2 separate regions of the Homo sapiens genome follow, and region 2 is linked to region 1. A link is an interaction called in ENCODE POLR2A ChIA-PET data of the cell type or tissue named here. Cell type or tissue: PC-9. All regions are shown on one strand. Each heading gives the region's core, and the rest is flanking DNA. Links, peaks and the distances in the headings are about the cores only. Region 1 overlaps CRYBG3 (crystallin beta-gamma domain containing 3). Region 2 holds the start of DCBLD2 (discoidin, CUB and LCCL domain containing 2).

Region 1 (16,014 bases), core at 305-8,304:
CGGGCATGGTGGCGGGCGCCTGTAATCCTAGCTACTGGGGAGGCTGAGGCAGAGAATGGCTTGAACCTGGGAGGTAGAGGTTGCAGTGAGCCAAGATCGCACCAGTGCACTCCAGTCTGGGCTATAGAGTGAGACTCCGTCTCAAACAAACAAAGCAAAAAAGAAAATGTTTTGAGGTTGTAGAAGTTGTATAAAGTTTGTTTCATAAAAATATCAGATTCTTTGGTTGAAATATATCATAACTCATGTATTTTAGCTGGACTACTTAGAAAAAAAAATTGCTTGGTCAGAATTTAAAAAGCATAATACTGAAGCAAGGTTATTTTGAAGTCTTTTGCTAATATTTTTCAAACTAAATTAAGTGACAACATTCCAAATTTCTCAAGGTACTGTATGTGGGAAAATTGTCACTTTGCATTTAGCTTATTAGTTTCATGAAAAATCTTTCTGTTAAGTAAAATTTTTAAGTATTTGACAGCAGCCTCGCACTACAACAACTCATGTTGTTCATGCAACGCAGGGCAGTGAGCAACCTAAATCAAACAAAAGAACTGAAAACTTTATAGCTGGAAAATGTTTTAAATTCAATTACAGTTTTCTTTGATTTAGAAATATTTAAATATTTAATGTAGAATGCTTATTAAATATGGGACTTTCCTTTCTGGCATTTCCAAGATCATGGTACTTTCAAGATAAAGATACAGGATGTCCAAGGCCTGTATTTTTACCTTAAACAATCTTCATGGCAAATAGTAATACTCAAAGACCAACCAAAACCTTGCAAAGCAAAGTCATTTTAAAAGAAATGATAGGATTTGAAGAAATATTTCTTTCATGGTTCTCCACTGCCTACCAAATCAAGTGGCACCTCTTAACTCTGCATTATAAGGCTCCCAAGTTCTGTTTTGCCAGCCTTGTCTCCCCACACTCTGGGTGCACACTCTGTGTTTCCTACCAGTACACTTTTCCCCAGGATGGTTCTCTTCCTAGAATTTCTTTATTCACTATCCCATCACAACCTGCCACATTTTCCACTCACTGAAATATTGTTTTTCAAGGTCCCTCAATACTACTTCCTCAGAAATGCCTCTTTGAACCTCTGTATGCCCTCACCTCCATGCTGGTGCCATTTCCATAACCTAGTGTTTTCCTTGTATTTTACCTGTGAATGTAACTTAGTCCCCTGGCTTAGTAGAGCTATGCAAATATGATCATCTGTTTGACCCATTCTAAGCTATGTACTTCTTGAGGGCAGAGACAATGTGTTAATTTCCTATATATTTGTATTTATATCACTTGTATCGAGAGAAGCACCTTGCTCATAATGATCACTAACTAAATATGTGATAAATTGGATACAAGACTGCTAAGAAAATGAATTATGCATCTTTTCACCGATGTTTCTTAAAGCTTACTTTTCCACTTTTATTATTTCAGAATGTTGACAAACAAACTCTGAGATGTAACCCAAGACCTGGGAAGGTAAGGATAACTTTCTCAAACTAAGATAAAGGTTAAACATTAGGTAACTTTCAGGCTTGAGGAATTTAATATAAGTGACTTAGATAATGATTTTATTCAAGGATTTAACATCTAAAGTAACATTTGCTTTTGTATATTTAGGATATTTATTTCTATGTTCTAGGACATTTTAGAATTTAAAATACATTCTAAAAATTAGTTATTGTAACTACTTACTGCTATTTACTGTGTTGCAGATGGTTATCTATGATCTCCATGAAAGTACATATAAACAAGAAGTCTACTGTAATATTCCTGATGCTACATCATGGTCTTTTCCAAATGGAGTTCTAATAAAAGTTGTAAGGGGCTGGTAAGAAGTTTCTTAAAATTTTATAGCATATTTTCTTAAATTAAATGTGTCTTCTTGCTGTTAATGCTTTTTTTTCTATTTTTTATTGAAGTCATATTCTCCTTCCTCTACTTTTCGACAGAAGATTTTGAAACATTATTATTAGTGTGTTATAACTTAATTGTTCTTTTTATTTACTATGGCATAAAATACAATCTGTTTTTAGTGCTTAAGCCAGTAAGTTGCAAGACCTAATCTATACAATCAATACCATTCTGTAACTACATTATTAGCAGGATAGATTTGGCAAGTTTGGGTGAATGCTTCAGTTGAATGAAGCATAGCTTTGAAAATGAGTTCAGAATTTGTGGGATGCTGAGGAATGTGAAGGCCACATAGTTAAAGTTGTTTGTATAGCTGACTTGCTCAAGAAGTGAAGGAATCTTTGTATGGTCTAAAAATGAGGGGCAACCCTATCTATTTATTATGGACCATGACCCATGGACATGCTGGAGCCAGAATTTATCTGTCCAGTGTTTAGGCTACCCAGGTCAGCATTCATGTCTTAAATCATATGGTGTAATCTCGTCTTCATATAATAAAATGGGACATGTGTCCTGTGTTATTCAGCAACAAGAAAATTAGAAGTATAATTTGGAATTGTTGCACTATTGTTTTTTATGCAACTGTATAGTTTCGTATAGACCACATCTATAAAGAGCATACATACATAAATATAGACATAGAAATATATTGTGGTACTATGTTCAGAAAGTATTTTTATTTCCAAGGTATATGCACTTTTATTTTTTCTTTACTGTTCGCCTGTACTTAAATTAGCATATATCATTGTTTCAAAAAATAGGGTTATATGCTAATAGTGGAAGATATCCCAGCTTAAAAAATTTAAGTAGACAAAATGGTCTGTGACTTATATGCCTTATTTCTTAGAAAATTAAATATAACTCATCATTGCATTTCTCTTTGTTTAGCTGGATTTTATATGAGAAACCACATTTCCGAGGTCAGAAATGTGTGCTAGAAGAAGGGGAAAAGGTGTTAAATCGTGACTGGATTCTTCAGAACAGAAGGCATCCACAAAGAAACTTTATATTGGGTTCTCTCAAACGTGTCTTAAAGGTAACAACTGTAGATTTTTCTATTTTTTATTTGATTTTATTTATCATATAGTAAACCTGTGCTGTGGCCTGGCGATGTTTACAAATCATTGCTAATTTTTGTGCTGTTATTAATCTTCATTACCATATTGATAATCTTTTGAATTTATGCAAATAGAGTGAATGGCAATTAAAAATATTAACCAGAGGTAATGTAGTTTATAAAATGTTACATGGGCCGGGCGTGGTGGCTCATGCCTGTAATCCCAGCACTTTGGGAGGCTGAGGTGGGCAGATGACCTAAGATTGGGAGTTCGAGACCATCCTGGCCAACATGGTGAAACCCTGTCTCTACTAAAAATACAAAAATTGGCCGGGCGTGGTGGTGCAAGTCTGTAATCCCAGCTACTCTGGAGGCTGAGGCACAAGAATCACTTGAACTCGGGACACGGAGGTTGCAGTCAATCAGGATCACGCCACTGCACTCCAGCCTGGGCGACAGAGTGAGATTCAGTCTCAAAAAGTAATAATAAATAAACATATAAAATGTTACATGATGTACTATATATATATTTTATAGGATTATACTATTGCTATTAAAATAAGCTAATAGGAATAGTATTCTCCTATAATAGTATACTATACACTATACTATAATAGTATACTACTATATTAGTATGCTACTGCTCCTACTGTAATACTCCTAGTAATATATAATAGTATAGTATTGGCTGGGCACTGTGGCTCACACCTGTAATCCCAGCACTTTGGGAGGCTGAGGTGGGTGGATCACTTGAGGTCAGGAGTTCAAGACCAGACTGGCCAACATGGTGAAACCCTGTCTCTACTAAAAATACAAAAATTAACCAGATGTCATGGTGGGCAGCTGTAATCCCAGCTTCACAGGAGGCTGAGGCAGGAGAATCACTTGAACCTGGAGGGCAGAGGTTGCAGTGAGCTGAGATCATGCCACTGCACTCAGCCTGGGCGACAGAGCAAGACTCTGTCTAATAATAATAATAATAATAATAATAGCAGCACAGTATTACAGAATACTCCTAATTAGTATACACTGTTCCTAATTAGAAGTATACTATTCAGGAATCTTAGAGATTCCTTATTGATTTCCAGATATATCTTTTTCTAGTGTAGATTGCTACTACTTAGTATAGACGTGTGTGCATGCATGTGTGTGTGTTAGGGGAAATAAGGGAGGATTGGAATAGGAAGGGAAGGTATTTTTTACTTTTCTGCTTAGAAAATATTAATACTAAGATGAGAAGGGTCTTCCAATATAATAAAATATTTTGTAAGAAGTTCTGTGGTAGTATAGAGGAGGGGTTAATTAGTGATAAGGACATCTTAGATAAGGACAGAATTCTCCTCACATGTATTCTTAAGATTTCCTTCATAATATGTGATACAGTACAGTTACTCATGTGACAGTAATGGATATATGTAGTTTTCAAGTTATGGAGATTTCATTTATATACATAAAAAGTATAAATTGAGATGAAAACTATCATGATGACTTGGATTGTTATTATTAAACTCTTGACAGTGGTCTATAGCATTCAGAGAAATTAAATATAGCCTACAGAAAAACTCTAAGTTATAAAGGTGTCTGCACATATTTTATGTGAATCAATACTGTCTGCAAAGCTGTAGGCAAACCTATATTTAACAATATTTGTGTCTGCTTTTGAGCCAATACTGTGGTGTGCACAGGGAATAGAAATACAAGTGAGATATGGTTCCTTACTTCAGGTTGCTTAAAGACTCGGGGAGAGCAGCTGAGTCACATGATTATATGATGTGAGAAGCGTTCTCCAGGGCACACAGAAGAAACAACTCACCTTTGGGAAGAGGCGTGTCACCTGGAGGAGGTGGCACCTGTTTGGAATGTTGCAAGGACTAACAGGAGTTAAGCAGTCTGGGAGATATGAGGGAGTTCCTGGCAGAGCCACTTTTGTCAGATACAGAGGTGAGCTTTGGTGGCCTAGTATACTGCAAGGAGATTAAGATGGCTGAAGTGGAGAGAGCAATGTCCATTTTCACTGAAAGATTTAACTGTAGTCAGTTCAGTTCTGCAGATAACCATTTGAGTGCTCACTCTATTAACTCAACTAGAAATTCCTTGAAAAAATGACTAGTTAGTTCGTAACTGAACTCTTCTAAGATTTATATCACTTGTGGTTTTGTGCTTTCTTTGTGAAATCAGGCACTATGCCAAGGCCTAGTGGGAAAAAAATGAGTAATATATGGCAAACAGCCACCTCTCTCACCCCCCCCACCAAAATCAAACAATAAAATCAAACAGATTTAATCTGGTGAGCATAGATATTTGAATGGATATTTGCACGTCCACCATTTGCTTAGAATATATTATAAGAAAGAGTAAGTCAGGCTTGTACTTTTTCTTCTAGTGTTTGTTCTCGGAATCATTTTTTTTTTAGTTGCAGTGTTAGTTCGTGTGTCTCGAACAGGTTAACAACTTTTAGTGAGGAAGGAAAATAAAACTATTGAGCATTGAATGGAAGAGGCATGAGCCTTGTTTAAATATTTTACAAAGTAATAATTAGGCATCAAACTGCTTCCTTTTTCCAACGTTGTCAGAATTCTTCCTATCGTTGCTTCACTTTCATGGTGGTTGTTTCCATGACGGATTCACTTCTCCCTATTCTATGCCAACTTTATCTTGTTGAATCATCTTTATATTAGTTGTTATATTGGTGTAGTCAAGACTTTAATGTCCTTTAAAGATAGTTATTTCATGATGTCTTCACTTTAGAGTACACCACCCAAACATTGTTTGTACAACACAATGCAGAGGAAATTTGTTTGTGTGAGACAGTTAGTTACGTATTTTGTTACTGTAACTCAGATCCCTGGGGGGACATTAATATGGAAATATTTGAAATAATGTTACTAGAACTCTATTATTAATAGCATACAAAAGAGCCTTGAGGATTGACAGGTATAGCGAATAACCTCAGTAATCAGTAATTGTAGATTCCAGTTAAGGGTTGTCTTTGTACCCAGGGAAAATAATTGGGGGTGAAGGTAGTAGTGTGGTGAATCTTGATTCAAGTGCTTTCATTTATAAAATTAGAATAAATGAATATTGCAAATTACTATGTTTACTGTGTATTTAAGGTTTTTTTTAAAAGATATGACATCTTTCTTATGGTAAGATCTGTTGTTAGATGCAGGACTGAGGTATCTTATATAAGGTAGAGACAAATATATTTTCTTACTGTGTTTGTTTACTGTGATTTTGTTAACTATAAAACTGTCTTCATTCTTACTAATTGCCATAATAGTATAAGTTTGCAAATTTCACTAATATATTTGAAAAGTGTAGCAGGACTACGAAAGTATACAAGGAAGCCATATAAACTTAAATTGTTTTTTGTTTCTAGGTTACTTTAAAGTGGCTTGCAGTTGCTCGTGTTTGACTTTCTTTGTCCATCAAGAATTATACATATGTTTTGCAAAGCATGCTATTTCTGTGAATAGCCACCGTGAAGATAGAACTTAACAGTGAAATCTTTTTCAATCAACTAGAGCAAAAATTAGTTTTCTAGTGAAGATAACAGCAAACATATGCCTTCTCATTTTTGTTTATTTTCATTTTTTAGTGATTACACTTTTGCTATTATACTGTTTCCATCTGTGTTGTTGTAGACTTGAATGCTTCTTAGCTTTTCCCTTTTAGAGTACACCACCCAAACATTGTTTGTACAACACAATGCAGAGGAAATTTGTTTGTGTGAGACAGTTAGTTATGTATTTTGTTACTATAACTCAGATCCCTGGGGGGACATTAATTTGGAAGTATTTGAAATAATGTTACTAGAACTCTATTATTAATAGCATACAAAAGAGCCTTGAGGATTGACAGGTGACTGTTCTAAACATTTCTGCTTATTTTTGAAGTGAAACTTTAGAACGAAGTATACTTTTATACTTTAAAGGATATTTTAGATTATGCTTCTTTACTATTTTGCATTTTAGAACCAATTTTCTGAAAATGAGATGTATAAACTTGCTTGCTTTTGTATATTAATAAGAATGATTGAGAATTCAGTTTGGGGAAAAGTTGAAAAATCAGACTATTATACTTTTAGAATTGCAAAACTTAAGTAGAATTGTTCAGTCTCTTATAAATGCCACCTCTATTATTACATTTACCTATTAAAGCATATGCATTTGAATCTCACAGTGTCATAGGGGATAATTACTAAAACTTGAGTTGTATCGAGTTCTATCATTAAATACTCATGAGTATTGAGATAGTGTGTTAAGACAGAAATGTACCTGTAATTTCAGAGAAGGGAAAAAATAATTGTAATTTTGATTCCCTAAGAAGGGATAAGGTCTTTTTTTGAGTTAGAACTTGACTATTAGAAGAGCTTTTTGAAAGTAAGAATACAAAGAATTATTTCTTTAGTTGAGATAGGGGAAACATCTGCAAAGCCTACAGAGGCTGGAGTGGAAGTGGAGATAGCATGAAGACCAATATGATTGCAGAGTTGTAGGAAGTTAGTGTGGATCACTAGTTTGGTGTCCTATTATAGAAAGACAAACAGAAACATGAATTTGATGTGCTTGGGTCTGAAGCCAATGAGTTTCTTGAGGAAAGTGATGTTCTAACAAGTTCAGCTGTCTAAAGAGTAGTAGCTAGTGCTTGACTAGTGGTTGTAAGTAGGCCTGTAATCAAAGTTTGGGCCTAACCAAGGGCTGTGACAGTGGAAATATGTAAGAAGAGATATGCATGAGGGAAATTTTTAAGGAAGGTCTCACAGGACAATGGGTGCATGATTTTTTAAGACTGTGATGGAGTAAAGGGTCAATTTCATAATGCTTTTCTTCTTCAAACCTACTGCACTAGGAAATGGAGTCCTACAGGGAGGAAAACAGATTTCCTTTACCCTCACCTCTAATGACTATTTCTTTTGTCAATGTAAATTAGATAAACACTGAAGAGGGTACTGCTTCTCTACTTGTTTTTTTATATCCCCGATGAGATCAGCTTTTATTTAACTCTCTTCCTCCCTTATGGTTTTATTATACTGCTAAGAAGGAAGGCTTACAGACATTTGGCACTCAAATAGTTTGGTAACTCTGAAATCTGAACTCAATTTGGTAACTCTAAGCATTGCTTAATGGAACGAATCTTTAAAAAACAAAGCAGAAACATTGAGACAATAATTTTTCCATAAAATTTATGATTTTCATGTCATTAACAGCTTTTTAGAAAAACTTTTTAAAAAAAAAAAGGGTGAGGAGAAACAATATTTCCTTTATGTTTTCTTTGTGAAGAAATTCAACTCAATAATGAGAACAGTGTAACTGTATGTCCAGGACATTGAGAAGACTGGACTGTGTGACTCTAGTTGATTTCAAAGCCAAATTATTTTTTTTTTTCAGGACTGCAGCATTCCAGAAATAGAGCTTTTCCCACAATCTGACCCAGCCTGTTGTCCTGTCTACATACAGAGAGCAGTCCCCAATTTGGAAGAACTGAATATCTCCAAATCTGTGTCCTTCACTGTGAAGTCAGGAGTGTACGTATCAGTTCCTTTTTATTATAGTGATTGATGGCCACCAATTTCATATTTCAATAGATGACATACATTTTTCTAAAGTTTCTAGCTAATGTTTATACTCTCAGTCACCCAAGAAAGACTGCAGGGGTTAAAAGATTCTTTGGATCTAATTAGAGCTTTGATATATGACTCACAGGAGCAGGTATAGAATTCTGAGATGTAGTTCTTGATATATGGATCTATTGTCTTTTCATCCAACAAATTCTGTGATTGAGAAATAAAAGCATGTCCCTGGCCTAAAATTTTGGAGCCTGAACTATTTCTAGAGTGTCTAAGTTCTGATAGTCACTGACTGCCTCTGTGGTATCAGGCACATATGGCTTTTTTGTTTATGACTCCTCTGTTCCTGAAAGGCAGATGGTGTTACTCTCATATTATATATGAGTGATTTGTCCCAGGCTACTAGCCGGTAAGCATGGATTTGATACTAGGCCTCTCTGGTTCTAGAGGTATCTGTTAGGACTATGGGTCTAAGTTCAGTCTTAGTTCATTCCCAGATTGACTTGACTCCAAACCCTGTGGATATCTGGCTCAACATGAAACCCTCTGCTCCCTCACTGTTTTTGTTTACTTTGATGATGGTTGGTATACAATTCTGGGGACACTGTAGGACAACATTTTTGTCTCCCCCACATGTGAATTAGAACTTGTGGGCAGGCTGGCCATGTGTGGTGGCTCACGCCTGTAATCCCAACACTTTGGGAGGCCAAGGTGGGTGGATCACCTGAGGTCAGGAGTTCGAGACCAGCCTGACCAACATGGAGAAACCCCATCTCTACTAAAAAAATACAAAAAAATTAGCTGGGCATGGTGGCGCATTCCTGTAATCCCAGTAACTTGGGAGGCTGAGGCAGGAGAATCGCTTGAACCCAGAAGGCAGGGGTTGTGGTGAGCTGAGATAGCACCATTGCACTCCAGCCTGGGCAACAAGAGCAAAACTCTGTCTCAAGAAAAAACAACAAAAACAAAAACAAAAAACAACTTTGGGGTAGGCCAGTAATTGGCTGTGTCCATGAGGAATGTCTGTAATTATCAAGCTTAGCTGGAAGATGGGTCTTTTGGGAATCCAATTGCAAATACTGTTCCTTAGGCAGCCAATAGAACTGATATTGATTCTGAAAACGTGGCTCAAAATGTAAAACACCTTGTGGAATCCCTACCTCTGATTGTTCCAGTTTAAAAAAGAATGGAATATAGTGAAATTGTTTTTGATTTTCTAATTATTTCCCACTTGAATTAAAGGTGCCACGTGTTTTAGGTATCAGAAAAATAAAAGTAATGCCTAATGATTGGAAAATGTATCAGACTTATTATAGGACAGATAGCTTATTATAGGATGGATAATGTGTGAATGTAAATAACATGGTAACTATTATCGTTATATAATGTCTGGCTCTCACTTTGAGTGTGTTTTACTAGTGTAATTCTGTGATGGAGGATTTTGTTTTTTTATTTTGGTAGCCCTTTTTACTTACAGAACCAGACTAAAGCAGTACTATTATACTTTAACTAACTATCTATTTTTATATAGTTGGCTTGCCTACCCAGATATTAATTTTAAGGGACAAGCTACAGTTCTGGAGGAAGACCATGGGCTCTTTGAGATTTCTACAGCAGAAATGAAATCATTACATCCGCTTCAAATGGTAAGCAAATTTAAAAAGAAGCATTCCTTTTCCCAAGTACCCATGAATCCAAAATTAAATAACCATGATGTTTGCTCATGCATCTCAATCTCAAGTGAATATGTGTACTACTGAATTGGCAAACTATTGTACTGTAGTGCCTTCAGTATTTACAGTATTTCTTTTTTGTTACAAACATTTACTTGAGTGGCAGACTGTTCAATTAAACATTGGCTATGTGATAAACCATTTTTGGTTAGTCCATGCCCCTTAAAAACATAGCCACTAGGACAAACTAAAACATTTTAAGAAATATCACAACGTGGAGTAGCACTTGAAACAAAAAAAACTACAGAATTGGGGTTTTTGTAAGGAAAGAGTTGCTTTTTATGCTGTACAACTTTGAGGTCACAAAGACAGTGCATGTGAGAAAAAGTGTTGGTAGAACTTGGAAAGGTTAGTGTGGTTAGCTCAGTGCTCTAATTTAAAAAGCCCAAATAATTGTAGGGAAGACCTTTGGATTAGCTGGCTAAGAAATCTACTCTGCTGAATGAGATTTCTAAGTTTACTAGCAATACCACTTTTCTTTTTGGGACACTCTGAAGTGGGATTAAATCTTAATTGGTCATGTGTACTCAAGGACTAAAGCTCAGTTTCCTTCCTCATAGTAGTTGTAATCTGGAAAGTGTATCCTTAAGATTTCTTGCCCCATCTACATTGATGAGGAACACTATAACTTGGTTTTGGCTACTATAGAGTTCTGTGCTTAAAGTTTAAAATTTAGCACAATTTGAATTTGACTGGTGTGTAATCTTCACTGGTTAGATTTTTATGTAACCTACATATATCACTTTCAGATATTACATTCAAATGTTTTAAATATTTACCTGTCTAATATTAAACTATCTTGTCATCTTAAGGGTGGACTGAAAGTGGAAATGCCCATGAACTTAAAGGTAAGTCTTGGACTGATTTTTGTAGCAGGCTAAAGAGTCTCAGGATTAATATTTATTCCAATAATTTTGAAACATTGGAATAAAAAGTACCTCCACATATGATTATACTTAGCTAATGGATTTTGGGGAGGTGGGAAGTGAATGCACAAAATGTTTGATGAGGGCCCAACCCTATGGCTGTGAATGGAGAGTGGGATCAGTCTGCAAAGATGGAGGTCTGTACCAATAAATCAGTCAGACTCACTACATTCTGCTACAGGGTGGAAAGGTGATAGGTTTGATTTTTGTTTTGAGGGAAGGGACTTGAGAAAGCAGCTAGTTATTGAAGTGGAGATATCTAGCGGGCATTTGGGAGTGATGCTCAGGAACATGATCAAGGCTGATCAAAAGGAAGTGTAGGTAGCTCTTATCAGGTAGATGGCAGTTTGTAAGTATGAGTATCCAAAGGGAAAAGTAGCGGCGAGGCAATGAAAATGGGTAGCAGTGGTGCCAGGATCAAGCAAATTCAGGGAAAGAAAGGAGGAAACAGAATTACAAAGTATGTTTAGAGAGAGAGAGAAGGCAAACCAGTACAGTGATAAAAGATGCAAACAGGCCTGCTTGTAATTAGGTTACAGCACCTCCAGAGGCAGGTATGGAAGCAGGGATTCATTCGTCTTCCTCTTCTCTAAAGCAAGATGCAACTCCTTCAACTCTCCCATTTCTGGGCTTTCTGATTTATGGAACTGACTTCCATTCTCTCAGCCACATAGATGTAGTCTTTTAAAACTTCTTTATCTGAGTGTATCTAATATACTTTGACTGTATGTTGGAATTATACATGTTGGAGTTTTTAAAAATGCTTGAGCCTGGGCTGCACTCCCAGAGATACTGTATTAGTTTGGGCCGTGGTCAACAGTTTGCAAAGAGTCCTAGGTGATTCTATTTGCAGTCAAGATGTAAAAGATGTACAATTAGCTGTGAAGCTGTCTGAATGCCTTCTGTCTCAGTCTCCTAGTCTGGTCAATCAGGACTTCAGTTGTGACAGGCTGGATCTTCCTTGGACATTTGCAGTTTGACAGGTTGTAGGTGTATATGAATGGATTGGTAATCACAATTTATAAGTTGTTTGATATTAATTTGTGGCTTTCCCATCAAAGAATTTGTATTTCTTACTGAGTTTGAATGTGGTCAGCATATGTAACATGTATTAAACCCAAATAAAACTTTGTCATCTCAAATATAGTACCCTGTGCAAACCTAACATGGAAAAGTGCAGGATTGGTACTATATATTGTTTCCCTAATATTATCAGTTTTTAGTCGTAAGGAAGCTATAACCTTTTGATTTAGTGTTTTTAAGCATGGGGTTTATTTGGCAAGATATTGAGTTGACATTTGTGCACAAATTATTCCATTACCCACAAATAGGACCAAGTGAGAGAATGTGGATAAATGCTGTTATCACTTCCTCATACTTAATGCAGCTAGTATTTGAGAAGTGAAAAAACAGCAAAATAGTAAAGGAGAAATACTATTCCAATCCAAATTTGAAGTAAATGCCAAAAATTTGTTTCTGACAATATGTATTGCATCCCCTCAATTTGAATCAAATATCCAATCTTTAGAAATAATATTTTTCAGTAATTTCTTATTTTTTAGGAAGTTTTGTATTTAAATTCTAGAATTTGCATGTCTGTTTCTTCTCAATGAATAGTAGGCCATAGAAGCAGTTAGCATTGTAAGAAACAGTATGTATTTTTAAAGTCAATAGATAATTTATTGTTATACCCTGGAATCTCAAGAGAGTTCTTTAGGGGAAATTCAGTAAGTAGAAGGAAGGTCTATATTAAAATTCCGAACACAGGGATATACTTATAAAGATAATTCAAGAATCAGTTAGTTATAAGGCAGTTTACCCTATGAGATGATCCCAGTATTTGGGTGACCCAAACAATGTAATCACACTCAAGTATATTATTGTAATATGAGAGAAACTTCTTATTAAATAAGCTATTTTATCCTTATGATGATAAAGACTCACATATTCTTTGTGAATATCCAACATTGTGCTATACTGTAAGTATACATGAGGGGACTTCAAAAAGTTCATGGAAAAAATGGAATTAAAATATAAAAATAACTATAGACGTTATTTTTCATCATAAGCTTCGTCACTGTCAAGACACTTTCGTAAGCAGTCATACCAGCTATTTAGTTCACCCTAAAGAACTGAGGGTCTTGCAAATTAACTATGTCAATGCAGTCTTTTTTATGTTATTAACTGAAGGAAAATGGGTTTCCTTTAGAGTTTTTGTTAAGATTAGGGGAAAAAAAGAAGCCAGAAGGAGGCAACTCAGGAGCGTAAGGTGGATGCCTAATGATTTCTTATGGAAACTCTTGGGAAATTGCCCTTGTTTGAGGAGAGAAATGAATGGGAGCATTGCCGTGGTAGAGAATGACTTTCTGGTGAAGCTTCCCTGGGTGTTTTTCTGCTAAAGCTTTGGCTAACTTTTTCAAAACACTTTCATAATAAACAGATGTTGTTCTTTGGCCATCCAGAAAACCAACAAGCAAAATGCCTTGAACATCCCAAAAAACTGTTGCCACGACCCTTGCCATTAACTGGCCTGCTTTTGCTTTGACGGGATCACTTCCACCTTTTGGTAGCCATTGCTTTGATTGCGCTGTGTTTTCAGGATCATACGGGTAAAGCCATGTTTCATCTCCTGTTATAATTCTTTGAAGAAATGCTTCAGGATCTTTATCCCATTTGTTTAAATTTTCAGTTGAAGGCTCTGCTCTTATCTGCAGCTGATCGGAGCATAACGGTCTTGGTACCTATAGAATGAAATGTTTGCTCAACTTTAATTTTTGAGTCGAAATTGTGCAGGCTGAACCAACTGAGGTATCTGTGGTGTTGGCTATTGTTTCTACGGTTAATCATCAGTCCTTTTCAATTAGGGTGCAAACAAGATGAATTTTTTCCTTTCAAATTGACGCGGATGGTCTGCCGATTCTTGCTTCATCTTCAACATCATATCGTCCCTTCTTAAATGAGTTACCTATATGTAAACTGCTGATTTCCTTGGGATATTGTCACCATAAACGTTTTGTAAATCATTAGTGATTTCACCATTCTTCTACCCAAGCTTCACCATAAATTTGTTTATTCTTGCATCATTTTTAGCAAAATTTGTGTTGCTCTGATAGGGGCTTTTTTCAAACTACTGTTTTGTTCTTCTTAGCACCTCGAAGTAGATCCTTTTCAGATGTGTTATAACAAGTTAGTAGAAGTTGATTTTGGTGCAAAAAATTTTGCAATCCCTGCATAGTTTTTTGTAATACACCTTTTCCATGAACTTTTTGAAATCTCCTCATATTAATTAAAAAAAAATAGATAGTAGTCCCTGTACATTTTGTGGTCTTTGGTGTCACTTAAGTAAATATGTGTCTATATTAAAATATAAACATGTTAAATAATTTTTCAGGTTATTATTTATGAAAAACCTCACTTCCATGGACAGGCTAAAGAGTTTAGTGAACATATAGATTCTGTTCCTAATTTTTTGAAAAATAATGGAGATTTTCACAGAATTGGATCAATTCGTGTCATTGGTGGAGTGTGAGTATCATATTTTTAACATTTGCACAAGTAGTCTGTTTTTGAAGGTCAGCACAAAAATGTGCTAAGCAAAGCAAAAATGATTTGTTTTTAATCTAAAAATATACATTCCTTCTGTAATATGGAAAGTAAAAAATATTAGTTACTTATGGTTTTCTGTGGACTCTTGTTTGTATTAAATATTTTGAGATATATTAAATGTAGAAAATAGTTTCTGAAACTGCAGCACCTTGTATTTCTGAACACAGGATAGACTATAAGAATTGCAAGATAAAATTAGGTTTTCACAAGTTATGAACGTGAATGACAGCCCCAGTTTTTATCCACTATTTTGTTGATCATACTTGACTTATGTACCAAGGACCTTGCCAGTGAGCCTTCCCTTGTTAAAAAAGGATCTGGGTTATGTGTTTCCAAAGTCAAGGATTTTTGACATTGGTTGCCCTCCGGGCTCTGAACTGCTTTTGAGGAAGCTCTCTAGGAACCCCTGGATATAAACCCAAGTGTAACCATCATTGCTACCATCGCAGTCTTAGTCAGCAGTTCCTGGGGCAGAAGCCCCCCAAATCTGTGATGGGCCTGGGATGTACCTTTATATTCGTATCCTGGTAGGTGAAACAATGAAGAAGAAACTGTCCTCATTGTTTATTTATCATTGTCAACCCAATGCTGGAATCCCTCTAGAAACATTCTGTTGTCTCTCTGTTGATACATTGGTTATTTTGGAACGTTAGTTTGTTTTAAGTATCAGTATCTCTTGGTATTTGCAGTAACATCATATAATTTTGCTAATAGCTACTCTAGTAAAAGATGCTACTAAAATATTTTATTCACAGAAGTTAAATGAATTGTTTAAGATCACTCAAGGGCCTATATTTAGAGAACTAGACTTTGCAGTTTCCGGCAGTAAATTAAGTAATAGCCATACTAGTCACAATAAAAATGTAAGAGATTATATATGCTGGATATGTAGATTATATCAATTATTAGTCTGACATATTAATCACTTACTTCCTTGTCCTTCAATTTAAAAAATTTATTAGGGTCTTGAAGAACAAATATGGTTTGGATAAACACATTTTTATTGTGTTCATTTGTAATATTGTCTGGTTTGTGAACACACATGTTTCTTGATAACCCTGCTGTAAAATATTTTTGCCTTTTCCTCACTTTGAGATCTAAATGTTTTTCCTATTAACTAGGTTGACTTAGGTTAAAACCAATTTTCTACTGCACAGAAAATTATCTGCTAAAATTCTGTGCAATGTGCATTGTTATTCTCTAAGT
Region 2 (16,014 bases), core at 3,978-11,977, 1.0 Mb after region 1:
CCAGATACAAATTTTGATATTATTACAGGAAAACCCCCCCCCTTTTTTTTTTTTTTTTACTACTTATCCCTAGAAAAAAGAGAAAGAAAATTAAACGTATTTAAATGATAATGAATTATTGCAACAAAGAATGCATGCTTTTTTAGGCTACTCTAATTAAACTCCAAATCAAGTGTGTTTTTTGTTTAAGTATGTGCTTGTGATGCTGATTCCATATGACTTTCCAGCCACCCCCAGATTTTAGCCATATCACTACTGATAAATTGTATTAATTATATTCTTATATATGCATTACTGAATTTTAATAATATGAACATTGTGATTTCCAAAATTATTTCCTTTAACAGCAAATGCAGGATACACTTGCACAAATATGCCAAAAATGGAGAGCAAAGGTTTAAACTTTTCCAGTGAGTTTTCAAGGTTTTTTTTGGTGAACTGGTGAGTCTGACTATACTTGCTCTAAATAACTGTCACTTTGGTCACATAATATATCTGCGAGATCTTAAAATGAGAAAGCATGGAGCTTTTACGAAACAGAAAAGTGTTCAGAAGAGTAAGTTGCAACTGTTAACTAACGTATCTGATTTCATTTGGTTACAATAAAGTTTTTATTATTTGGTACTGTGAATTTTTAGACCAGAAGTACTATATCAACCTTGTAATTGTGAGGTTTGTTAAGTTGCATCACTACAAATCTCAGATAATTCAAATACTACTCTAATTTCACTTAATTTTTTAATGTCCTCTTTAGCCCTGGTAATTTTCCTTGTTCTGAAGTTTTGTCTGAAATTAATACAGTGACTCCAGTCTTCTTTAGTGTTCACAAGGTATATCTTTCTCCATCCCTACAGTTTTTAAATTGTGGTAAAACATATATAACATAAATTTAGTATTTAAAATATATTTCACTTTTTAAAGCAGTTTTAGGTTCATAATAAAACTGAATAGAAAGAACAGATATTTGTCATATATCCCTTGCCCCTACACTTGCATAGCCTCCTTCATTATTAACATTCCTGACTAAACTGATACATTTGTTACAATTGATGAACCTACACTGACACATTGTTATCACCCTGAGTCCACAGTTCATATTAGGGTTCACTCCTGGTGTACATTCTATAGGTCTGGACAAATATATGACATGTACCCACCACTATAGTATCACACAGAGTAGTTTCACTGCCCTAAAAATCCCATGTTCCACCTGCTCATCTCTACCTCCCCCAAAACCCTGGTAACCACTGATCTTTTTCGGGTCTCCCTAGTTTTGCCTTTTCCAGAGCATCAAACAGTTGGAATCACATAGTTGGTAGCCTTTTCGGATTGGCTGCTTTCATTTAGTAGAATGTATTTAAATTTCCTCCATGGTTTTTTGTGGCTTGATAGCTCATTTATTTAATTTTTAAAATACTGCATAAGATGCACATGCATTCAGAGTCCAAAGAGGGTCAATGTGACCATTTTTTTAAAAAGACATTGCCCCCAGCTTCATTCTTTTTAAGCTCAAACTCATCTCTGCATGTGTGATAATCTACAAAACTGAATAACATGAAGGAATGTGAGCTATATATAAATCCTCTTCAACTCCACCATGCACATACTCTACCTAGAATGCAATGGTTATACACACTGGAGTCATACAATCAATTTAAATGTCCTATCTACCACTCACTATGACCTTGAAAAGGTTACTTATTGCTGCTAAATCACAGTTTTGCCAGGGGTAAAATGGGAATATTAACAATTCAAGCTACCAAGGTTAAGATTTAAACGACATACCATACGAAAACAACTGGTGTCAAGGTCCTAAGCCATAACAATGTGCTCAATAAATATTTGTGAGTACTATTATTGTCATAAAAGATCAGAACAGCTTTTGCCCATTGTTTATTGACCCAGTACACTTGGCTACAATCTGGCGAAAGTTAAGAGAACAATGGCACATTATTTTAGGAAATTTAAATTTATAGCATGCTTTAAAGCTTCTAGTGTCTTGTAGAAAGTATAAATTTATGAGAAAGTAATGCTCACTAATCAACCCAATGACCTCTACTGCAGTTCAGTAACTCACTCTCAGGACCACAACCTGGACTTTATTTTTGCCATTATTGGAAACTACTCCCAACTCTGAAATCTTAAAAACTTTAACATCTCGCTCTTCTGGTTACAGTCTCCTGACCTCTCAGCTCTCTTACACCCACTGCATACTTTCTGTGAACTGGATTTCTCTCTTCTCTCTCCATCTGTTAAGCTGATCCTGGCCTCACTTCTTTCTCTACCTAGTCTGGGCCTCACGTCCAATACATTAACTACACTCTTTCTGATATCTTCGCTTTCTAGCCACTGTATTCTTCTTGAGCATATATCTGCCTGGCAAAAGCTCCACCCTAGATCATTAAATAATTTCTCTTTGTCAAAGAGTTGAGCACTATAGAAAGAGAAAAAACTCACAAAACCCAGGAGATGAGTGTCATCAGATAGTAATGGGTTCCAGCCTCAGATGGGCACTCAAAGCCTCTCAGTTTTCTCTTATTTGGTGGTACTCAAAGTCAAGTCAATGTTAGAATCACTTACAGGCTAATTAAAGGTTCTCAGGCTCCTATTTCCACCTCCCTGGATTCTAACAAGTATGTCAGAAAGATGACCTGAAACTTGGAAATAGGGTAAAAAAAAAGTGTGCAGCACATCCTTTAAATGTCATAAAAAGCAAAAGCCACTCAAAGTTATAGGGCAAAATAATTACCACCTGCTATTTAATGCTGATTAAAGGTTGCAGTCTTGGTTACATGTTAACTTACAGATTGTTTGGTAAAGATGCACATAATTTTTCTATAGTTGAAAAAATAACCTATAGGTAAAAGTTTAAGGCTTTGTTGGCCATTAATCAGTTTTGGCCATCTAATGCAGCTATCATATCCTAACATTGCCTATAAACACCTAGCTTCTCAAATACTCTATGGACAGTTTTAACATTTTACTGATTCCCTCATTAATGAATGAGTTGAACAAAATATTTGGTGTGTTTATCTTATATTTGCAAGACAACTGATTTTGCCTTTTTTGCAAATTATAACCTGTAATTGTAGTTCTTCAGTGGGGCCTTGGATCTGCAGTTTTACAAGCTTTAAAACACTAAGGGTAACAACTAAAAACACACAAAACCTCCTTCTACATGGTGTCCCCTCACCACCCCCCATCTACCACCTTTTTCTCACTTTTTCCTTCTTGTACATAGATTTCTTTAGTTGCCTATACTTGATGTCTTCTTTGCCTCCTTTTCTAATGTCAATGCACTGCAATTCACGTTCAAGACTGTTGCGGGTTGAATTGTGTCCCTCAAAAAGACACATGTTCAAGTCCTAATTTTTGGTACCTACAAATGTGACCTTATCTGGAAACTGGATTTTGCAAATGTAATCAAGTTAAAATGAAGTCATTCTGGAGTTAGGGTGGGCCCTAATCCAACAACTGGTGTTTTCTAAGAGGAGGAAAGTTTAGACAGAGATGCAGGGAGAACCACATGTAACCACAGAGGCAGAGACTGGAGTGATATATTAAAAGCCAAGCAATGCTAAGAGTTGCAATCACCAAAAAGCTAGAAAGAGATAAGGATCCTACCTTAGAGTCTTAGGAAAGAGCATGGCCCTCTGCACACCCTGCTGTCAGAATTCTAGCCTCCATAACTGTGAGACAATAAATTTAAGTCAGTTAAGCTTGTGGTACTTTGTTACAGCTGCCCTAGGAAACACACAGATCTACATATCCAATGAAACTCTTCACTAAAGCAGTCAGTTTCTGAGCTGCCAAAAGCCAATGGAGAATTTTCCATCCTTATCTTTTGTTACCTTCTACAGCATCTGGCATTGCTGGCACTTCCTTCTCTTGCTTCCTTCTCCCTTACTTCATATCTCCCCTCCCTCCTTCTTAAATCTCTCCTCCCATGTCTTAATTCCTTTAACCCTCCAACTGCATCTCGCAGACCTTAACTGTATGTAACCTTGTTACTACCAGCTGTTGATGTTGCTATTCTTCAGAGTTCTTTCCCCACTCTGTATTCTATGTGGGCAATCTACTCCTTGACTTCAGTTGTCACTAAATGGAGAAAGCTCCAAAGTCTTCAATCTTATCTATATACATACTAAGCACTTTTGCTCAGAAGTTCCACTTCATTTGAAACTCCACATGTCCTACGCATTCAATGAACAACCTCCACATGTCCAGCAGTGTGCTACTAGGTATTAGGAACAACAGTAAAAATGTCAGACAAGACCCCTGTCCTTACAGAGTTTACAATATAGGGAGTAAGACAAACACAGAGAGTCATTCCAGGGATGATGAGTACTACAGGGAAGTAATGAGTGCTTCAGTGTGAGTGTGAGAATGTGTGTGTGTGTGTGCATGTGTGACAGAGGGAGAGGGAGAAGGAGAGAGGGAGAGGGAGGGAGAGAGAGAGAGAGAGAAAGAAAGAAAAAAGCAAGCAAGCAAGCAAGCAGTTAGCTAGGTAGAAATCCTGGTGAATGAGAGAAGTGGAATGCAGGAAGAGGAAGAAGATTCCAGAAAGAAAAATCTCAATATTAAACTGACTTGGCTCTCTCAAATTTAACTAATCATTATATTTTATACTTTTTATCTCCTTAGCAGTTCTAAATTTAGTCCCTCTGAACAAGTGCAGGCCCTTGCAAAGTTCTCTAATAGGTTTCCCCACTTTCTATCTTTTCTCCCTCTAATCCACTGTCCACACTTCAGCCAGAGTTTCTTAAATACTAACTGGGTCATGTAGGTCCCTTATTTAGAAATCCTTTAACTGTTTTCCACTGATGATACAACGAAGTTCAAATGCTTCAGCCAGGATACAAAGGCTATCATAATCTGGCCCCTGATTCCCTTTCTGGTCTCATCTCTTCACTTTTCCCACAACCTCTTTGTTCCACAGTCCTGAACTATAGGTGACTCCCCACATGCTCCACGCTCTCACCTCTGTGCCACTGCACTTAACATTCCACTCTGCCAAGAATAACGTCCCTCCTCCTTTTATCCACCTAGCAAATACCTACTCAATGTTATTTTCTTTGTGAAACCTTTCTGAAGCTCCTGGTGTTTCTCCCTATTTCCATAATAATATCTTTCTGTACTTAATATGCTTAATTATGCATATTTATGTCAGGTTACCATACCAACCTATAAAATTTGGTTAGAAAGGCAATGCATTCTACTCACCTTTATAAGCATACACACAGAAATAAAACATACAAGGCTCTTAGCACATGCTGTTGAATGAGAAATAAGCCTAAACTAATGTTATGGTAGACAACTAACACATTAGAAAGTACATAGGCTTTGGAGTCCAACAGACTTAGATTCAAATTCTAGACATGCCAGTTTTCAAGATCCTGGACACTTAACTGCCACAAGCTTACATACCCTAACCAGTATACTGGTGAGGATGCAACTACCTCACGGATGAGGATACCACCACCCATCTCCCAAGATAAATGTAAAGGTTCAGTAAGAACTTCTTTAAAATACAGTGGTCTCTTTATAAATGTAACACTCTTTCTCCTAGAAGAGGATGCCTCTGTTTATCTAGTACCCTGCCTTATCCTTCTCTGGAAGGTGCTCTGCAGTTTCCCAACAGTTTTAATATGACCTCATGCCCCCTGGTTATTTGACTGGTCCAAGGGTGGGTACTGAATCACACTGGGTCAATGTGAGGGCCAACTCACCCTTTCCTGGACCTTGTACAATAGGGAAAATACAGAATTTCTCCGTGTTAAAACCGTAAGCCTTCGGGATTGCCAGCAGCCATGATTCCTTCCACAAAGAGAAAGCCAGACTGAAACAAGAGGGAAGAACTAAGCTGAGTCCTTGGTTCCTGAAGTCTAGCTGCATTCCTGCCTTCCCCTCTCAATCCTCCCAATAGTTTCTCCTTCTACCTTAATCAGATATGGATTTCTGTTCTCTATAACCTCAAAAGTCCTAACTAAAACACTCTTCCTCCATGCATGCAAAAGAATGTCCACCTCACATCCAGACCTATAAAGCTGGCTTTTAGGATGCCAAGAGTAGACAGAAACAAAGGTATATCAGGAAAGAAGAGATAAAATGATCTGAGATGGTGGGGATCAAAAAACACTGAAGCACACCAACAGGCAGAAGGCTGAAGAGGCAGAGCAAAGGTCAAAAAGGAGAGCACAGAACTCACATTAAGATTTGGGTGGGCTGGAGACAGTCATGCCTTTCTGCCACATTCCTCTATTGCATGCTCTGACTCCTCTCACTGAGCTGGGGGTGGAACAATAATTGGGGATAAAGGGAAGAGGGATGGAAAAGTGAGTCTTAGTGGAACGGAAACATATAAAAATGGAAATTTTAACTGCAGAGTAAAATGAAACAAAATTTTCTTTGACATATTGATTCATTCATTGAACAAAAATTTACTTGCTACCCAGATTCAATCCCAGCCCTCGTTACAGTCTAAAAAGAAAGATGAGTTACATATTTTAAAATATTTAGAGTAGTAACTGGATGTCAAGTTCAACAAGGCTATTATTTAAATCCAGGTATGTCCAAGTCCAAAGCCTCCAGATTTTCAAAGACCACTGTAGTAAGAAAAAAAAAAAAAAGAAACCAATAATAAAGATAGGCAAAGCTGCTTGGTTTTTCAAACTAAAACAAAAACCAAAACAAACAAAAATCTGACAGTGTAAATGACAGTTTCAGTAAAGCAGAAACAAAACCCTTGCTTTTTTATTGCAAGGGTTAAAAAATAAATTAACAATTTAACAAATATCTGCTGTGTGCCAGTCACTAAGAAAATATACAGCACAAATGTAGATTACCATTTAGAAAGCTCGTCACTGAAAAAAGCAGAGATACAAGGTACCACAAAGCAATGAAAAAAGAGATATGTAAAAGCCAGTGGCATTTTGAGCATGTTTCCAGATATAAAGTAAAAGTGCCATCAAAGTGTAAAGCATGCCAAAACAAAATTCACATTCCCCAATGTAGCAGTGCTCTGATAAAGAGGAAGAGGACAAGGTTTCAGTCAGGAGGAAGTCATACTGTGCAAGGATTAGGAGCAGGGCAGGAGTTCGGCTGTACAAATCAGCTTTACAAAGTGAGATAGTCTGCTAAGCAGTAATCCCCACTTGGGACTTGATTAGCCAGACCTCATTTGTGGCAGATCTAATCACGATGACCACATGACTTAATCTTGTAACTATGAGCTATCCAGAACCAGAGAAAGCAGAGAATGGGGATTATCACATGGGCCCAAGTTTGGGAACTGTCCAAGATCACGGAAAGAGCATTGTTGAGATGATGGATTTGGGGTGCCTGAGTTGAGAAGAGATAACCAAACCTAGTGACAGACAAATGAACCAGGTGAAAGAGGAAGCACCTGAGGCTAATGTCAGGCCTAACATCGCAGATACAAACTCCTCAGTCTGCCCCTCAATGGGAAGTCCTCCACAATACGTTCCAGCCTCCATTTCTCATTACTTTTCTATTACACCAGATTAGTGAAGCTACCTGAATGCTCCCCAGCAACATCCACTGGCAAGAAAAAGGAGACAGGCAACTACGAGAACAAAAACTAGGGGGACTTTTATAATATTGGAGATGCCTATTGAAGTCAGAAGCTGAAAGCATGCAAAGGAGAAAGTGTGCCCAAATTGCTGGCACTGATTTAGGCTGTCACGGTTGTTAAGGATGACCCATCTGAGGGGAGCAGAGCTTTCTAAGAAGTAGGCATGTCTATTTTCAGAATTTCAGCTTGAAGGATTCCTCTCATAGTCAAGGGTGTGCAGCAAAGGAGTCTTCCTCCTGGGAAGAGGTGGGACTGGGAAAGGCTGGGAAGACTGTTAGGCTCTGAGCAAACAGGTAGTAAGGGTCAAGACATGGCTCTGTTCCCGGCTCCTGAACTGACCACTAATTTACGGGGATTAGGCAAAGGACAACAGCATGAAGTGCATGCCGGTGCCAAGGGATGAACCAAATAATGTGCTCAGGGTAGCAGATTAACTCTAGAAATGGGGTTCTTAATTCACATAATTTGAATGACAGACACTATGATAAGTATTAGAAATAAGAAAATGAATAAAACTCTCTCCGCTGGCAGGAATAAATACTTAGAATACAGTGTGGAATGTATTATCCGGAGATGAGTGTGTGGGGACTGTTCGAGAACTCTTCATAAAGGGATGATACCCAAGAAGGGTTTTGAAGGCTGATCGAGAGTTTACCGAGAAGACAAGGAAAGTAAGAGCATTTCAAGTAGAGGAAACTGCATATATGAAGAGGTTAGTATAGGGAACAAGGCAAAATGGCATGAAATTATATCTTAGAAGAATAAAATTAGCTCAGTCTCATATCTGAACTATACAGTGTGAGAAATGCTGGCATTAGATTAAGTCAGAGTGAAAGGGAGGGACCAGACTGTGAAAAAAATTACTTACATGATACGCAAAGGAGTTTGGACGGTATCTTACAGATGATAAAGGGGCTGCTGGCAACACTATGGAAGTCATTAACACAGCTCCAAGAGGAAAATGCCCCAGCATGTGGTACCATGCCTGGCCCACAGTAACCAACCAACGTTTTTCCAATAACTGGGCAGACACAGGGCATGAGTTCAAGAAGCAAACAGTGGAGCATGACCAGAATGAGTTTTGCTACTCATTCTAAAAGGGTGGGCTTTCACACTCCCACTTTCCTGACTCCCCAGGTTATAATCTTATGATCTTACTCTTCAAATATCTGCTGTTCCTTGTGGACAAGAAACCTACCAAACTTCAAAGCTTACCAATCTAAAACCACTTTATCAGTGAGGCGTCTCCTACTTCTCCAGGAGTTGTGAGCTTTTTCTGCCTTATACAACCTTCTTATAACCTTCCTTGATTATTATTATAGTAGGCGTCTCCTGCTTCTCCAGGAGTGGTGAGTTCTCTCTGCCTTACATAACCTTCTGATATCCTTCCTTGGTTATTATTATATATATTCCAACTTGAATTACTTTCTCAAATAGACTGTAGGTTCTCTGAAGACAATAACAATGTTTTACTCTTCTCTGAATGTCTCAGGACTATACTGAGGTACATGCACACTCTCTTGAGAGTTCACAGTTGGTACCCCTTCATACTGATAGTTCTTAATGAGAGAATGATAAAGAGTGCCAATACCTTCTCTTTGATCCCAGGCAATTCAGTTTTGAAGGCAAGGTTGCACACACCCTACTCAACAAAAGCCTTGCAGGGAATTCTGGGCCACTCTCCTTAAAAAGCAGTTGAGGGAACGTGCATCTTGGGATTCTCCCATAATTCAAGCAGCAAATCAAAGTTTTTCTTTCAATTACACACCCATCAGGGTGCACGTTCAGCTGGTGAATGATGTTTTAGTAGCCCTTGGAAATCATGAGTATCTCATCAGCTTCAGTGGGTACTGCACTGGCACTCATTAGATACTAGTTTATTTGAATATCTGTATTTTCTGTCCTCATAGGTTGTACTAATTTAACCCAAATAATGAACTGAAAAATTAGCCTGATATTTGTTTCTAAACTAACATTTTGAACTGAAATACTTTCTCAAAGATTTTTCTCCAGAATGAAGAATTCAATTAAATACAATAACAGCTCTGAACAATACAGTAATTACTTTATAAATACTGAATGTCTTATGATAAAATTTTGCATTTTGAAATTTTTGTTTTACTGTATTTTGTAGGTATGCTTATGTGTGCTAAATTAGCCTATAAGTTAATTTTACATGAACACACTATTAAAATTACAACTACAAAAGATTATGCAGGTATGTGAATATGTAATAGAAAGGAAAGTTAAAAATTATAAGTCGATGGATTAGAAGACAGAAATGTGGATAATCATCTACGTTTTTAGTTTTGAGTAATAATCATTGTTATCCATACAATATTTAAAAATAAATACAAAGTCCTATGGCCGTAAGGTTGTTATAAAGAAAACCGAATCCAGGAGCCACATCAGAAAAATTGCCAAATTGTCTCACTTCATATTTCAACAATCACACTTAGCAAATATCACTATCTTTATGAAGCTTTTCCTCATCCTTCTACTGTTGGGTCATCATTCCATATCCTTCCAAATATATCAAGAAGTGGAAGCAGAAACTGTCTACTTGTATGCATTCAATTAATGTCCAACATTACTACCTGAGCTTCACTTCCCAGTGTCACTTTGCTAAGTGTAGTCCTAAATTTAAATTCTACTCCTATGTAAATCTAGCCCTTTCCCACATACATGATCTATTAACTTTTGGAAATTAATTTGTCATTTTAATTCTACTACTGGTATTTTACTTATGCCAATTCCACCATTTTAAGATATTTTTACATGTTTGTCTTTAAAATGAGGCTCAGATGTTCAAATGGAATTATCAACTATCCCCAGGGAAAATAATATGTTCTTTTTGTTTCTAACACTGAGAAATCTACCTATAATTTACCTGCAATCTTAGAATCAATTTTTCATTTACAAGTTTCAAAAATGTGCTGTTTCAATCTGATCATTCACACGTGTGGATTGTGTGCTGCTTCTAATTTTCATTTTGTAAAATTAATTAGAAATATAGCAGAAAAGGATGCTTTGATTTATTTGCTTCTGAACAAAACTGGATAAGAGCCCCAATGTTTTATCAGACAAAGAAAAGACAATGGAAATTTCTAAATTAACCTAATGTCAATGTGAAAAATAATTACAAATGTTTATTTGCAGAGAGAAATAAGTTTTTATTTTCTGGCAACTCACAAATATTGTTCAAAAATATTTCCCTGCATCACAAGCAAATAAAGGCATTCCTTGACAGAATATAAACTTTTTCACATATTGGTTCCAAATATGTTCAAATAACTGAAACATCCTTTTTAAGAATGAACCTGATTTGTTTCACAGATTAAATTAGCAAAGAAAAACTAATATCTTCACAACATGTTATATATTAATAGGCCCAAACAAATCAGGCTTAATGGTTTTTAAGAATTAATTCCCTGATATTTTACCATGTTCAAATTACATTCTAACCAAGAAAGTAGGCAAGCCTTCCAGGATACAAATGAGGAAGCTGAGCTCCTGATATGAAGTAACCCAAATTCCTACAGTCATAATGGAAACCAGAGACCTAAAATCATAGTAAACCATCAACTTCCAATAAATTTAATACAATAGCAAATATGCTACCAGCATAAGTTTCACCAATTTAATTTTTTTGAGAGGTACATTTTACAGAAAAAAAGTCTTCAATAAAAAAGATTTCGAAGACCAACTTCTTGATATCCAACTTAGAACTCTACACAAATACAAGCCATATGTGAAACATCAACATAATAAATAGAGGTAAACAGAATATATTTATAAATTTATAAGTGAAACAGAACTGGTTAAAATACATCTGTTGTGAAAAGTCGGTAAGTTTTCAAACTAATGATACATTTTATTCGGAGCCAAATAAAAAGAAAGGTCATTGTGAACAGAAAATCTATTGAGGAATAGCTATGTATGACATTAATTGGAATGAAGGTAATATATTCTGCTATTTCAAAATGATGTCAGAAAGAAAAAAGACACTGAAGCACATTTCTACCTCTCCATACTAGATGCATTTCTACCTTCAGTTGTCAAATAAAGAAAAAAAATCTATCAAAGAAACCTTTTTTGCAGTTTAATTTTTATTCTGACTATATGCGAATTACAGAAAATTTAGAAAAGTATAAAGAAATGTCCCACAATTTTACCACCAAAAGACAACAACTGTCAACAGTTTATTTCCTTCCAGTCTTAAGACTTCTTATAGAGTAAAAACTCTACCTTGTAGCTGAACATTACAACATGTACAAATCCCATTAAAAATTCTAAAGGTGTTTTAAACAGACTTCTTTTCAGGTTATGTGAGGGAATATCAGTAGACCCTAAAGAACATCTGTTAGACTGGGAAGACTGGCTTAAAAGGAATTCCACCACGGGCTGCTTTAGGGTCCTTTGAGTAAAAAATTTAATTTTTAAAAATGAGAAAATTCAAATCTCAAATAATTGTGAGTTTTCAGATGATGTATACCTAATTAGCTCTTAATTTATCAACTTAGTAAGATCGAGATTAGTAATAATCATTTATAGCTATTTTAAGCTTTTCCCTTTGCAAAATTCCTGCATACTATCATTTCATTTATATTAAGCTATGAGATAGGTATGCATGCTCACCTTAATGATGTAGAAAACTGAGGTACAAAGAGATTAAATATTAAATGATTTAGCAAAATTTACCCAAGCAATTTAGAAGAACTAAAAAAAAAAAAAGTCTTTTAATTATCAGAATCATTTCTATTTATGTTGATGTTTACATAAGATGACACTGTTAAAGAGAAATGTATTTGTTAAAATGTTCTGGTAAAAAAAAATTATATTAAACCTTAAAAAATGAAGTAATGTTGCTTGTCTGATTAGACTGGCTATTTCTTTTTCTTTTTTTTTTTTTTTTTTTGAGACAGTCTCGCTCTGTCGCCAGGCTGGAGTGCAGTGGCGCGATCGCTGCAACCTCCGCCTCCCGGGTTCAAGCGATTCCCCTGCCTCAGCCTCCTGAGTACCTGGGACTACAGGCATGTGCCACCATGCCCGGCTAATTTTTTGTATTTTAGGAGAGACGGGGTTTCACCATGTTGGTCAGGATGGTCTCGATCTCCTGACCTCGTGATCTGCCCGCCTCAGCCTCCCAAAGTGCTCGGATTACAGGTGTGAGCCACCGCGCCCGGTAGACTGGCCTTTTCTAAAAACAAGGCAATCCCTCATTTGGAAGGTAGACATGTAACTGATTCTATACTGTTCCAAGATTTTTTTTAATAACATGATACAAACACTATCAGATCCAGAAACAAGCAAAGCAGAGTACTCTGCCTATGGAGTAATATGCCCTCCTGCATCAAGGTACCTTATATTCTTTGTGTCTCAATGTCCTTACGTTTGAACTGGGATAACAATAACTATCTCAGCTGATTGTAGTGAAGATTCAAGGAGTTAATAAACCCAAACCACTTAGTCCAGTTGTTCCAGCCACAAAGTAAGCCCTAAGTGTTAGCCATATATAAGCCTGTTTTCCCCCCTACCAGGAGGGAAATACATCTCTACAGTGGAAAGAAGGATTTCACACTTTAATATATTAAATGATGATGATGTTCAGTAATTTTAGAAGACGATCTAACTAAAACCTAAATGCTAAGCATCTAAATTTTGAGTTACTCTATATAGAAACGTGTCTAGATGTAAGGGGTCAGTTTGCCAAATACATTTTTTCCTTATAGTTACAGAGATTATATTTCCACATGCCTGTCAAGGTTCGGCATCTTCTTAATGACAGGCCATGATTCCATACTTCACTGAAAACCATGAGAGCAACATAAAGCTGGGCTTAAAGGCAGAGAACAATTTTCTTTTTAAAAAACTCTCTTCCTAGCAATAAGTAACAATCCAATCCTTATCCTTCCCACTGCAATAAAATGGAAAATGCAATGGAAATATCTTTTCAAAAACTGATGCCAAACTGATTCAAAAAGTGTGGTACACTACGGGAAAACAGTACTAAAGGGGAAAAGAAATCACCCTGCATTCTCCTTCCATTATGATAAGTATTTAATAAACAGTTTTGCCTGTTTCTGGAACAGGTTTTTCAAGGATTGTAGGTGGAAAAAAAAAAAAGTTTTGTCACTTTCTGGAAAGGCTTACCTTTTTAATGTGGAGAGCTTCACTTGGGCAAATTAGCATAGCGTTGGGTCAGACCCAGTGTTTGACCAAGGCAGTCTAGACCACCAGCCTCAATGATGGATTGTAAAGAACATGTTCTGAATCCAAGACTCAGAGATAAGCAGAAACTATTCCATTCGCTTCAGAACCCGGGCTCTTTCACAAAGGATCATAATTACCACCACTTACCTTTAATAGGCTTAAGATGCTATTTAATTAACCTGCCTTCCTACAGTGTCCATCCATCCGTGCAGCTTAACTTTAGGGGTCATTACCTCCAAAGGTTCTTTTTCCTCCCCAAAATTTTCCCCAGAAGGACCTAATATCAACGAGGCTTTCATAGCAGGGTCTCACGTCCCCCTTTCAGAAAAATAAATGGCCTTGCCAAAAAGTAAAGCCGCGCCAACTTGGGGGACAGACGGGCAAGACCTTGCCTTTGCAACTCAACCCCGTGAGTACCCAGCCAGGTCCGGCCACGCACGAAAGCGCACCGCGCCTCCCTGCAGCGTCTGCAGATTTGTTCAGGGGCCAAGAGACCCGCAGCCCCGACGGAGGTTCCCCCGCCGCTCACTCCCCTGGGACCACTCACCTTGCTGGGCTCCAGCGTCCTCGAGCAGCAGGAGCAGGACAAGTAAGAGCAGGAGGAACAGAGGCATGGAGAAGGAGGAGGAGTTGGAGCAGGGAGGGAGGGAGCGGGAGAGGGGGAGCGCGGCCCAGGCGGGGGCGGCGGCCGCGGCCCGGACTTGGGGACACTGCGGGCAGCGCCTGGCTCTCACCACCGCCCGGCTCGCCATCGCGGCGGCCGGCAGTCTGCCTGCATAGTGCGGGTGCCTCGGCAGCCCCGCGCGCCTCTGGCCGCGGCACCCGACCAGGAGACGGCGGCAGCGGCGGGAGAACAAGAGGCAGCCCTCGCCTCACCCCGCGCCGGGACCCTTCCGCCCCTCACCCCGCTTTCACCTACTCCTCCTTCGTCCCTTCCCTCCGCTCCCCGCGCCGAGACCCCAGGCCGGAGCGCAGGGGAGGGGAGGGAAGGAAGCGGAGTCCTCGAGCCGCGGAGGACGGCCGCGGCGGAGCTAAGGAACGTGCCTCCCGCGCCGCGCTCCTCACCAGGGTCGCCGCTCGCCGCGCTCACCCGCGGCTCCGGCTAGCTGGCAGGCAGGCCCGCAGCCAGCTCCCTCGCGCTCCCTCTCGCGCGCGCCGGCCACGCCCCCTAGGCACCGCGGCCAATCCTCGGCCAGCTCTGGTCCGTCTCCTTCCGCGAAACCCAATCAGCATGCTCGCTCCTCGCTCGACCCGCTAGTTCTCCGGCCCATTCCTCGAGCTCCACCGCCCCTTACCTCCCTCTTCCAATCCCCTTCGGCCTTTGGAGGCGTCCCACCCGCCTCCTCCAATCCAGGTCCCGCCCTCCAGCTTCGGATCCCCGCGGCCCCCGCCCGGCCCGGGCGCCTGTTATTGTTGGGCCCTCAGCCCAAACTGATCCCGCAGAGGCGGCAGCCAGCTCGTCAGTGACTTCCGGGACGTCCCCCATCCCGCGCTCCCTGCTCCTCAGGCCCAGCTTGCTCCTTGCTCCTTTCTCCTCGCTCCTCCGACGCACATCAGACCACTGGAAGGGGGTGGGAAACCTGGATCCTGGGTTGTTTTAGCTGGGAGCTGAGTCTAAGGGACTTTTTTTTTTTTTTTAATGGCAGAGCGTGGCTTGTTTTGTTAAAACTGCCGCCAGTTGTTGCAACAGCTCCGAGTTAGAATAATAGATGCAGTGTTCAGTTTTTAATATATGTGTTCCCTGTTTTCTCTGCTCTTTTTATGGCGGGGGGTGGGGGACAAAAAAGTGTAAAACAAGATCCGTGCCGCAAAGGCAATTTAAACCTAACATCCCAACCTTCATGCAGCCATTCTACAAGGAGTTGTTGAGCACCTGCTGTCTATCTACAGAAATCTTGAAATGTGGAACAGAGATGGAAATATAGCATGCAAGTCAGAATGAAGTAAGTGCTAATTAGAGTCACAAGCAGTTTGATGGAGACTGTAAGCCTATGGAACGACAAAAAGAATTTTAGGAAAGAGGAATGCAGAGGTCTACGCAGTGATTTATTTTAGAAGAGAGTGGCCATGTAGGATGTTTTTAACAGCAGTCCCTGAAAGGACAATGGTGTCATTAGCAAATACAAAAAACTGCTAAGGTGGAACAAGTTGTGTGGGAAAGTAAGTTAATTTTGGACGTATTGAATTTGAGATGCCAACTTAGATAA

What was found. ChIA-PET counts read pairs that join two places held together with the same protein. Peaks named below come from ENCODE experiments on the same cell type or tissue, not always from the same donor. Only the 100,000 strongest peaks of a DNase experiment are listed, where the experiment ranks them.
Region 2: POLR2A ChIA-PET joins it to region 1 with 8 read pairs; 1 of 35 experiments calls an interaction of 5 or more read pairs at or near these places.

Annotation. Positions count from the first base shown.
Region 1 is chr3:97,878,267-97,894,280 of GRCh38, forward strand. It overlaps CRYBG3 (crystallin beta-gamma domain containing 3), which reads left to right. Exons shown (of 22, transcript NM_153605.4): 5 at 1,438-1,482; 6 at 1,719-1,834; 7 at 2,806-2,953; 8 at 8,365-8,501; 9 at 10,075-10,189; 10 at 11,089-11,124; 11 at 14,594-14,727. Among named protein-coding and RNA genes, the nearest start is that of CRYBG3, 64 kb to the left of the region's middle. In PC-9, for the core only: no CTCF peak of the experiment used is centred there; DNase peaks (open chromatin) are centred at 4,805 and 5,085; H3K4me3 peaks cover 981 bases; H3K27ac peaks cover 1,508 bases.
Region 2 is chr3:98,886,768-98,902,781 of GRCh38, forward strand. It overlaps DCBLD2 (discoidin, CUB and LCCL domain containing 2), which reads right to left and starts at 14,928. Exons shown (of 16, transcript NM_080927.4): 1 at 14,355-14,928. The coding sequence starts at 14,559. It overlaps LOC105374002 (a long non-coding RNA gene), which reads left to right and starts at 15,247. Exons shown (of 2, transcript NR_189121.1): 1 at 15,247-15,750. RefSeq lists enhancers at 13,827-14,543, 14,544-15,259 and silencers at 14,367-15,056, 15,197-15,246. In PC-9, for the core only: a CTCF peak has its summit at 11,563; no DNase peak of the experiment used is centred there; H3K4me3 peaks cover 2,384 bases; H3K27ac peaks cover 639 bases.